2 separate regions of the Homo sapiens genome follow, and region 2 is linked to region 1. A link is an interaction called in ENCODE POLR2A ChIA-PET data of the cell type or tissue named here. Cell type or tissue: Panc1. All regions are shown on one strand. Region 1 overlaps VTCN1 (V-set domain containing T cell activation inhibitor 1). Region 2 overlaps LINC01525 (long intergenic non-protein coding RNA 1525).

Region 1 (5,000 bases):
TAATAAATGTTTACTGAATGAGCAAGTCCTCCAAAAGCATTGATTTTTATTTGGGCCCTTTTGTAATGAGTGGGTACCAAAAGTACACTGTGAATCCCAATGCAGTGGTTAGAAGACATAGTTTTGCATTAAAAATTTCCTGCAGCATAGTTATTGGAAACCATTGAGGGGAAAGCAAAGATCAGAAAGCAATGTAAGAACCCCTGAAGTGAAATATTTTTTTCATCTTTCTAAAAAATTAATAAGCAATAGGCAAGAATTAATTTAGCTGCTCTGGTAGTTCCTGCTTCTCTTTCCAAGGCTCTGGAAGTTGAATTGTTTCCCAAGGGAATACTAGCTCAGAACAAACCTCACGGTGATTCCTGCCCTGATAGGGAATTTGGTGACAGATGGCAGGGTTGTTTTCACAGCGAGGGAAACGTGGGCCTGGTGTGATGGAGGGGCTCAGGAGCTTTGGCCGAAATGCACAACTTCCATTGTCCCCCCTCTTCTTGGCAAGGGCCCAGGTATCTGTTCAGTGTCGCTGTTCAGGTCCCCTCCCGTAAAAGTCACAGCTTTTAATAATAAACTTACAGCAATAGTTTATAAGTAAAATTTATTTATAGTAAAAAGTAGTGTATGAATAGCCCTTTCTGAATAATGCCACATTTATTATCTAATTTGATCCTGAAACAACCTTTTTGTATTAGTTTGCTAGTGCTGTTGTAACAAAGTACTGAAAACCAGGTGGCTTAGAAATGGAAATGTATTATCTCTCAGCTCTAGAGGCTGGAGGCCAGGATGGACATGTCTGCAGGATTTGTTACCTGTGAGAGCAGTGAAAGAGAATCCATTGCATCTCTCTCCCAGATTCTGGAGTTTTGCTGGCAACCTTTGGTGTTCCTTGAGTTGTAGATCTCTGCTTTCATCTTTACATGGTGTTGTGTGTGTGTGTGTGTGTGTGTGTTCATCTGTGTCCAAATTTCCCCTTTTTATAAGGACACCAGCCATATTGGATTAGGAATTAACCACTACCCTACTCTGGTATGACCTTAACTAACTACATCTGCAATTGTGTCCGGAATTTATTCCTTCTGGTGGGTTCATGGTCTTGCTGACTTCAAGAATGAAGCCGCTGACCTCGCGGTGAGTGTTACAGCTCTTAAAGGTGGCGCGTCCGGAGTTGTTTGTTCCGGAGTTGTTTGCTCCTCCCTGTGGGTTCTGGTCTCTCTGACTTCAGGAATGAAGCTGCGGTCCTTCACGGTAAGTGTTACAGCTCATAAAGGTAGTGCAGACCCAAAGAGGGAGCAGCAGCAAGATTTACTGTGAAGAGCGAAAGAACAAAGCTTCCACAGCATGGAAGGGGACCGGAGGAGTTTGCCGCTGCTGTCTGGGGTGCCCAGCTTTTATTCCCTTATTTGGCCTCACCCACATCCTGCTGATTGGTCCATTTTACAGAGTGCTGATCCGTGCGTTTACAATCCTTTAGCTAAATACAGAGTGCTGATTGGTGCATTTTTACAGAGTGCTGATTGGTGCATTTACAATCCTTCAGACAGAAAAGTTTTCCAAGTCCCCCACTCGACCTAGGAAGTCCAGCTGGCTTCACCTCTCACAATGACCCCATTAGTAAGTAAAGGCACACTCTGAGGTACTTGGGGTTAGGACTTCAACATGTGAATGTGGGGGGGGACACATGCAGCCTTTATAATAGGTAAAGCAGGAATTACTCTGTTTCCCATTTTACAAAAAAATAAGCCTCAGAGCGATGAAGTATTTTATCCAAAGTAAATGAAAACCCTAGGCCACACACAAGTCGGCTGCCTGTGTCAGTAGTCAAAGACAGCAGATGGTGCCTCTCGCTATGACTTTATCTAGCTGTTCTCACTCTCTTGGACCAGTAAGAACTGAGGCTACACTGAGGTGTGGGAAAAGAGGAGCAGTGGCCAAATATGGTCTCCCTTGGAATCAATTTAGCAGATGCCCTATTATTTAAAGCTTCGCTTGCTGCCTTGTGGCTGCACCTTATGAGGGCTTGGCCGGCAGGGGAACTGTTGTTTCTGTCTGGTGGGCCCATTCCTGAGCCATAGGAGGCTGGGAACAATGAGCCTATTCAGGGCAGAAAGTGCAAAGCCCCGCGTTTCTTTTTTCTCTCTATAGCATCGTTCTTTGCCTCCCTGTGCCTTTCTTTTGTCCTGCCTATTGAGTAACATCAGCGTGGGTGTTGGGAGCGTGTGAATTGGCAGCCGTGTGAGCGGGCGGCTGAGGACGTCTGACCGATGATGTATGCGCCAGGACAGGCAGCAACGGGCGAGCTTCCCAGGAACCACTTTGACCTATGCCTTCTGCTCTGCCTGAGTCACTCTCACGAGCTAAAGCAGGTGACCCCTCATGGAGTGCTTGTTCCCCTTGGCAAAGAAAAGGGACACGCCCCATCGGTGAGCTCCTACCCTTGGTACACTTGGAGGGAGTTGAGTACAGATTTAAGAGACAAATTCTAATCTCTGCTCTGCCACTTGCCAACTGTGTGACTTTAGGGAAGATGCTTAATCTCCCTGTGTCACTTCCCCATCTATAAAATGGAGACAATAAAATTTGTTCTCCTCCTAAGGTTACTAAATGGATAATTGATATAAGTTATACATGCTGCTTGGTTGGAACAACATGTCTGCCATATAATTCTAGCACTTAGTACATGTAAGCAATACTTCCTTATTTGTTTATTTAGTTTCCCGGGTGTCATTTGTTAATCTGTTCATTAAAAATTGGTGAGGATCCACCAGTTAGAATGCTGATAATTAAAAAGTCAGGAAACAACACATGCAGGCGAGGCTGTGGAGAAATAGGAACGCTTTTACGCTGTTGGTAGGAGTGTAAATTAGTTCAACCATTGTGGAAGACAGTGTGGTGATTCCTTAAGGATCTAGAACCAGAAGTACCATTTGACCCAGCAATCCCATTACTGGGTATATACCCAAAGGATTATAAATCATTCTACTATAGAGATACATGCACACATGTGGTTATTGCAGCACTATTTACAATACCAAAGACTTGGAACCAACCCAAATGTCCATCAATGATAGGCTGGATAAAGAAAATGTGGCACGTATACACCATAGAATACTATGCAGCCATAAAAAAGAATGAGTTCATGTCCTTTGCAGGAACATGGATGAAGCTGGAAACCATCATTCTCAGCAAACTAACACAGGAACAGAAAACCAAACACCACATGTTCTCACTCATAAGTGGGAGTTGAACAATGAGAACACATGGATACAGGAAGGGGAACATCACACACTGGGGCCTGTCAGGGGGGCTGGGGGCAAGGGGAGGGAGGGCATTAGGACAAATAATGCATGCAGGTCTTAAAACCTAGATGACGGGTTGATAGGTGCAGCAAACCACCATGACACATGTGTACCTATGTAACGAACCTGCACGTTCTGCACATGTATCCCAGAACTTAAAGTAAAATAAAATAAAAAATAATTGGTGAGGATTATATCAAAACACAGTGGTTGTATTTAGATGATGGGATTACAGGTGATTTATTTGTCTCATTTTTGCTTGTTTATATTTTCTAAACTTTCTGTAGTAAATATGTTTTTGTTTTTGTTTTTTTAATAAAAGAAAACAGACTCCCACTGATGACTTACGGAGTGCAGTAGATGAGGTGTGAGTGGGTACAAAGTGAAGAAGATGTGACCATTGTCCTTAATGGAGTTTAAAGTCTATGGAAGGAGATAAGACAGGGAGACAAATGACACAAGAGAGTGGACAGTGATGCTCAGGGAAGGCTGGGAACAGGACCAGTCCTTCTCAAGTGGCACCTGGCATTAAAGAAATGTTTTCATCATTCTTGCCCCAACAGTCTCCATATATGGTCTTCCCTGATCTGGAAATAGGACAGTAAATGGCACAGTCAGAGGCAAGGGTCACTCTTTTCATTGATCCCAGAGCCCCAGGGGGATGGGGATGGAATTGCTGAAATTCCTTTCTAAGGTACCCGTTTCTAGGAACAAGCTTATGTGGAAGAAAAAGTTGAGATGCTTTATGTAACTCATCTTATCCACAACAGATTTGTACCCCAGTTGCAAAGCAGCACATCAAGAGGAATGGAGAACTAATTTTCTGTTTCTCTCTCTCTTCCCGTAGCATAATTAGCATCATCATTATTCTGGCTGGAGCAATTGCACTCATCATTGGCTTTGGTATTTCAGGTATGTGATTTCTTGCATTACTACAATCTATTCACCCCTCACCATTAAACTCCTAATCACTCAGTGCGTTAGCATGGAAAGAGCCCAGAGCTTTGACCCAGAAAACCTCAGAGTATAGCATTCATTCTTCTACTTCTTGTGCTTTCTCTACATTAGTCAGTTAAGTCCTCGACTTCAGTGTCCTCATTTTTTATTATTTATTTATTTATTTTGAGACAGGGTCTGGCTCTGTTGCCCAGGTTGGAGTGCAGTGGCATGATCTCAGCTTACTGCAACCTCCACCTCCTGGGTTCAAGCCATCCTCTCACCTCAGCCTCCCAAGTAGCTAGGACTACAGGCATGTGCACCACCATGCCAGGCTAATTTTTTTATTTTTAGTAGAGATGGGGTTTCACCATGTTGCTCAGGCTGGTCTCAAACTCCTGAGCTCAAGCAATCCACCTGCCTCGGCCTCCCAAAGTGCTGGGATTGCCGGCCTGAGCCACCGTGCCCAGGCTAGTTTCCTCATTTTTGAGTGGGGAGATACTGTCAACATCACCAGTTAGTTGAGATAATCAAATGAGATGTTTATCAGTAGTCTATCTATCAGTCAGTGCTGAAGATGTCATTCTGGGATCATAGGTGAAGTGCTGCCTCTGAGCCATTCTGTCAGCGGTTGGCCTGGGTAGATGATTTCTTTGCAACGAAGCTTCAGCTGAAGTGTTAAAGAATATCAAGTCTTTGTACACAGGGGTCTTAGGTAAAGAGACAACTGGTCATGACTACTGTACCATGTAGGAAACAGATACCGCTGTA
Region 2 (5,000 bases), 140 kb before region 1:
AGTGATCTGCCCACCTGAGCCTCTCAAAGTGCTAGGATTATAGGCGTGAGCCACGCTCAGCCACATGTTCTTTTTCATCCAACATTAATTCAGGGCAGTGAGTTTGCCCTCTGTATTTTTAGTAGCAGATACAAATAAAAGTCAGGCTGCTTTGGGATAGCCAGGCATGGGGGAGCTAAAGCACTGCCTCTGGTTATACCTCTTAAGCTCATTCCCCCTTGTAGCTGTGGCACCTATGGTCTCAGAGAGGAAGCCCAGAACCCTGAAGAACACAGTTCAAAAACCACTGGCACACATTAGCTCTCGACTCTCACCTGCCCTGGGAGGTAGGCAGGTCAGGAATTAACATTCTTATTTTACAGATAAGAACAGGTTCAGGGAGGCTATGTCACATTGGTAGTAACCCGTGGATCTGGGACTTCAACTCAATCTTCTGGTGCCAAATTCAATATTCTTTTAACTGCACCTATCCCCTGTCCTTTGCTCACTTCCCCAGTCTAACCTCTGATGGTGGAATGCCACAAGAAGAAAATTCACCAAAGGAGAATTAAGGGCTAACCCACACACCATCAGAAATCTACAAAGCCTCCCACATTTGCTGAACTATTCTTTCCTCATTCTGGAAGTGACAAGTCAACCATGGGTCTGATGACGAGAGGTTGAAATGAGAGTTGTTCTCTGTTTCACTGATCACCTTTAGTGACTGGAATTTCAATTTCTTAATCATTTCTGTCACTGCTTTGCTCTGTCTAAATATTTAGGCAGATCTGTGCAGAGTGGATTTGTCTGTTTGATGTGCTACATATATTTATGTATTCTGATAGTCAGTGAGGAAACCATGCCACAGAGAGCAGATGTGATGTGACAGTTGCCAAGTGTGGCTCTCACTTTTCCTGGCATTCCCTGGGCCTCTCAAAGGCAGTGCTGGATTCTGCCTTGGGACCACAGACTCCTGGAGAACTCGACCACCTGACTTTCCTCTTCTATGTTCATTTCCTGTGAAATATGGCCATATCCATGGCTTCTATTACTTTCCCAAACTCTGGCCAGATGCTCGATTCTATATCTGCAGGCCTAAACTCTCTCTGAAGTTCCAGAGCTTCCTTTCCGGTTACCCGTTTGTAGGAAGCATCCAAACTTGGATATTCAAAGTTAAATTGACTTCTGGCTGAAATGGTGACCCCTGAATTTCCTTGACTAAGGCTGCTGCCACCTACCTCCTAACAAAGCTAGAAAACTCAGAGCTTTCTTGAACCCTTCTCCTCTTTTGCTATCCACTTTAACTAATATACCAAGTCATTTAGATTCAACATTTTAAATATCTCTCATCTCTACCTCTCCGCTTCCCATCCCAGTTCCCACAGTTTTAGTTCCATCCTTCATCATTCCCTACCTGACAATTGCAACAGTTTAATGGGTGTTTCTCCAATTAGCTTAATTGGCCTCTTTCTCTGTTGATTCATTTCCTATGTGCCCCAACACTTAACCTTTCTAAGATTAACTTCTTATAAAGGATCCCGCACAGTCTATCTTTAATCCATCTTGTCAGACTCATCTCCCATTGCACAACTCAATCTTTTTTTTTCCTTCACTCCTATATCCATTCAGTCGGGAAATCCTCAAGGCTTTTTGATAAAATATATCTCACAGACCCTGCTGTGCTGTTCCCACTGCTAGTCTACCAAGATAATGCTGAGACTCATCACTCCTTGCCTGTACTTTTGTGATCATCTGAGAGTTCAGCTGATCTCCTTGTCTCCAGTACACCTTCATGTGTTTTTTCCTCCAGTATATCAATATATTTATTATTACAGCTTTATGTTCTATACTTAATATCTGCCACAGTGAGTTCTGCCCTATTTCTCTTTTGTCATCTCTCCCTCTTGTCATGAACTCATTATTTTCAAGATTACCAGCTATTTATAAACTTTAATTCCATGTATATGTTTAAGATCTTAAAATATTAAAATTACAGTAGGCAGATTAAGTTGGAGGAGAAATAACCTCTTTATAATTTTGAACTTTCCCCATTCATTAACATGGTATGTCTTTTTATTTGTGCATAAACATTTAAATCCTTTAATAGAGTTTTTAAATTTTCTCTATGAGGTTCTTTTTTTAGGTTAACTCTTAGATATGTTATTACTTTGTTGCTATTGAAAATAGTATTTTGTTTATATTATATTTTTCAGCTGGCTGTTGCTAGCATACAGGATGCTTTTTTGTGTCCTTTCAATTTTGGAACCCGGTTTATATATAAATGAGTTGGGTAACTTTCAGGCCTTTAAAATTTTCTGAAACATCTTTGATAAGAGAGAGAGTATCTATTCCTTGAAAGTTTTGTAAAATTTACTTGAGGCATGTGTGGGTGTGCATGCAAGAGGGGTGTGTGTGTGTGTGCGTGTGTGCACATTTAGGTACAAAGTTATTGATGACTATTTTAATTGATTATAGTTGATTCCAATTTTTTATTTCTTCTTGCCTCAATAATTTTGCTTGAGAAAGTTCTGCCTCCATTTTATTTGTGTAATCAAATTTATTAGCATATAATTCCTCATAATATTCTTTCATTATGTTTAAAATCTATTATATTTTTAGTTATTTTCCATTTTTATTCTATATCTTATTTATTTGTATCTTACTTTTTCTCCCTCATTACTCTTGCCAGAGGTTTGTCTATCTTACAAATCTTTTTGAAGAAAACAATTTTGGTTTTGTTTTTCTTCTTTATTGTATTTAACTTTTTGAGTTGATGAGTTAATTTTAGTTTTTAGCCAAGGAGTATTTTTTGGAATGTCTCTTGCATGTTAAAGTTCCTTTAGCCTTGTTTACCCAAGAATATCTTTATTGAATCTTCACATTTAAATGGGAAAGTTTAGTTCTAGGTTAGAAGTCCTTTTATTTTTACTCCTTGAAAATAACACTCCATTATGCCAGGTGTGGTGACTCACGCCTGTAATCCCAGCACTTTGGGAGGCCAAGGCAGGCAGATCACGAGGTAGGGAGTTTAAGACCAGCCTGGCCAACATGGTGAAACCCCATCTCTACTAAAAATACAAAAACTAGCTGGGCATGGTGGTGCGTGCTTGTAATCCCGGCTACCAGCTACTCCAGAGGCTGAGGCAGGAGAATTGCTTGAACCAGGACCCGGGAAGCGGAGGTTGCAGTGAGCCGAGATCACACCACTGCACTCCGGCCTGAGCTACAGAGGGAGACTCCATCTCAAAAAAAAAAAAAAAAAAGGAAATAACACTCCATTGACATATTGATTCCCATGTCACAATTGAGACAAATGATGTCAAATGTATTTGTGTTACTTTGTAAGTCATATATTCTCTTTCTGCATGATTGTAGAATTGCCTTTTGGAATTATACTATAAATCCTAAGGGAGGTTTTTTCTGCCTTTTTTTTTTCTTGTTCTTTTGGTATTGTGTTAGTCTTTCTATCTAAAATATTTATTTCGTCTAAAATCTTTTATTCTGGGAATTTTAGGTCTTTTTTACTCATATATTATCTCCCATATCAATCATCTATTGCTAAATACATAACAAATTACCCAAAACTTAGTGGCTTGCAAGAACAACAGTTATTTCTTGTGGTTCTGTGAGTTGGCTGGGTGGTTCCACTGCTCTTCTCTGGCCATACTCATGTGGCTGCTTTCAGCTGAAGAGAATCCAGAGGGCTGGGTTCATCTAGACAGCAGTGGCTAGGCCCCTCTCTCCATGTGATCTTTTGTCCTTAAGAAAGCTATAGTAGGCTTCCTCAGATGGTCAAAGCAGCTTTTGGCACAAGTGCTTACTAAGCCTGTTTGCTTCAAATTTACTGGTATTTCATTGGCTAAAGTAAGTTACATGATCACATATCCCACCCCAACCCCAAAGCACATGTACTTAACACATTTTTGCTTGCATCACATTTATTGATGTCCCACTGGTCAAAATAAGGCAAATGATCAAGTTCAGCATGAATGTGAGATGGGATTGATCATGCATTGTAAGAGGTGAGATTCACTGAGGAGCATAGTTTTGCAATCTACCACAATTCCTTTGTCTTTCCTTCTGGGACTTCTATTACATGGATGTTAATATTTTTATTCTAATTTTTTTTCACTTTTTTCTTCCTGGTCCCTTGTGAAGTTCCTCAGCTGAATCTTGTGTTCACAAATTCAAATTTTTCTGAATCTATTCTGCTTTTTCTCTCTTCACTTAATTTCCTTAATTAAGCTGTTATATTTTTTCTACCTGGTATTTTTGCTTGGTTCTTTTAAAAATGATTGTATTCACTTCATGTTAACAATATACGATCAGGCCGGGTGCAGTGGCTCATGCCTGTAATCCCAGCACTTTGGGAGGCCGAGGTGGGTGGATCACCTGAGGTCAGGAGTTCGAGACCAGCCTGGCCAACATGGCAAAACCCCGTCTCTACTAAAAATACAAAAATTAGCTGGTCATGGTGGCAGGCACCTGTAATCTCAGCTACTTGGGTGGGTGGGTGAGGCAGGAGAATCGCTTGAACCTGGGAGGCAGATGTTGCAGTGAGCCGAGATCATGCCATTGTACTCCAGCCTGGGCAACAAGAGCGAGACTCCATCTCAAAAACAAACAAACAAAAAAAGCCAACAACAACAAATAATATACGATAATCTCTCTCTTTGATAGTATATGTTATGCCTATTTTAATTTTTAATTAATTAATTAATTAATTTTTGAGACACAGTCTCACTCTGTCGCCCGAGCTGCAGCGCAGGGGCTCAATCTTGGCTCACTATAACCTCCGCCTCCCAGGTTCAAGTGAGTCTTCTGCCTCAGCCTCCTGAGTAGCTGGGATTATAGGCATGTGCCACCATGCCCGGCTGATTTTTATATTTTTGGTAGAGACGGGGTTTCACCACGTTGGCCAGGCTGGTCACAAACTCCTGACCTCAAGTGATCCGCCTGCCTTGGCCTCCCAAAGTGCTGGGATTACAGGCATGAGCCACCATGCCCGGCCTATTTTAATT

Evidence for each region. Peaks named below come from ENCODE experiments on the same cell type or tissue, not always from the same donor. Only the 100,000 strongest peaks of a DNase experiment are listed, where the experiment ranks them.
Region 2: POLR2A ChIA-PET joins it to region 1 with 8 read pairs; 3 of 35 experiments call an interaction of 5 or more read pairs at or near these places.

What each region holds. Positions count from the first base shown.
Region 1 is chr1:117,169,312-117,174,311 of GRCh38, reverse strand. It overlaps VTCN1 (V-set domain containing T cell activation inhibitor 1), which reads left to right. Exons shown (of 6, transcript NM_024626.4): 2 at 4,141-4,205. Among named protein-coding and RNA genes, the nearest start is that of VTCN1, 39 kb to the left of the region's middle. RefSeq lists enhancers at 1,635-2,196, 2,197-2,759. In Panc1, no CTCF peak of the experiment used is centred here; a DNase peak (open chromatin) is centred at 2,471.
Region 2 is chr1:117,304,373-117,309,372 of GRCh38, reverse strand. All of the region lies in intron 2 of LINC01525 (long intergenic non-protein coding RNA 1525), which reads right to left. Among named protein-coding and RNA genes, the nearest start is that of LINC01525, 11 kb to the right of the region's middle. In Panc1, no CTCF peak of the experiment used is centred here; no DNase peak of the experiment used is centred here.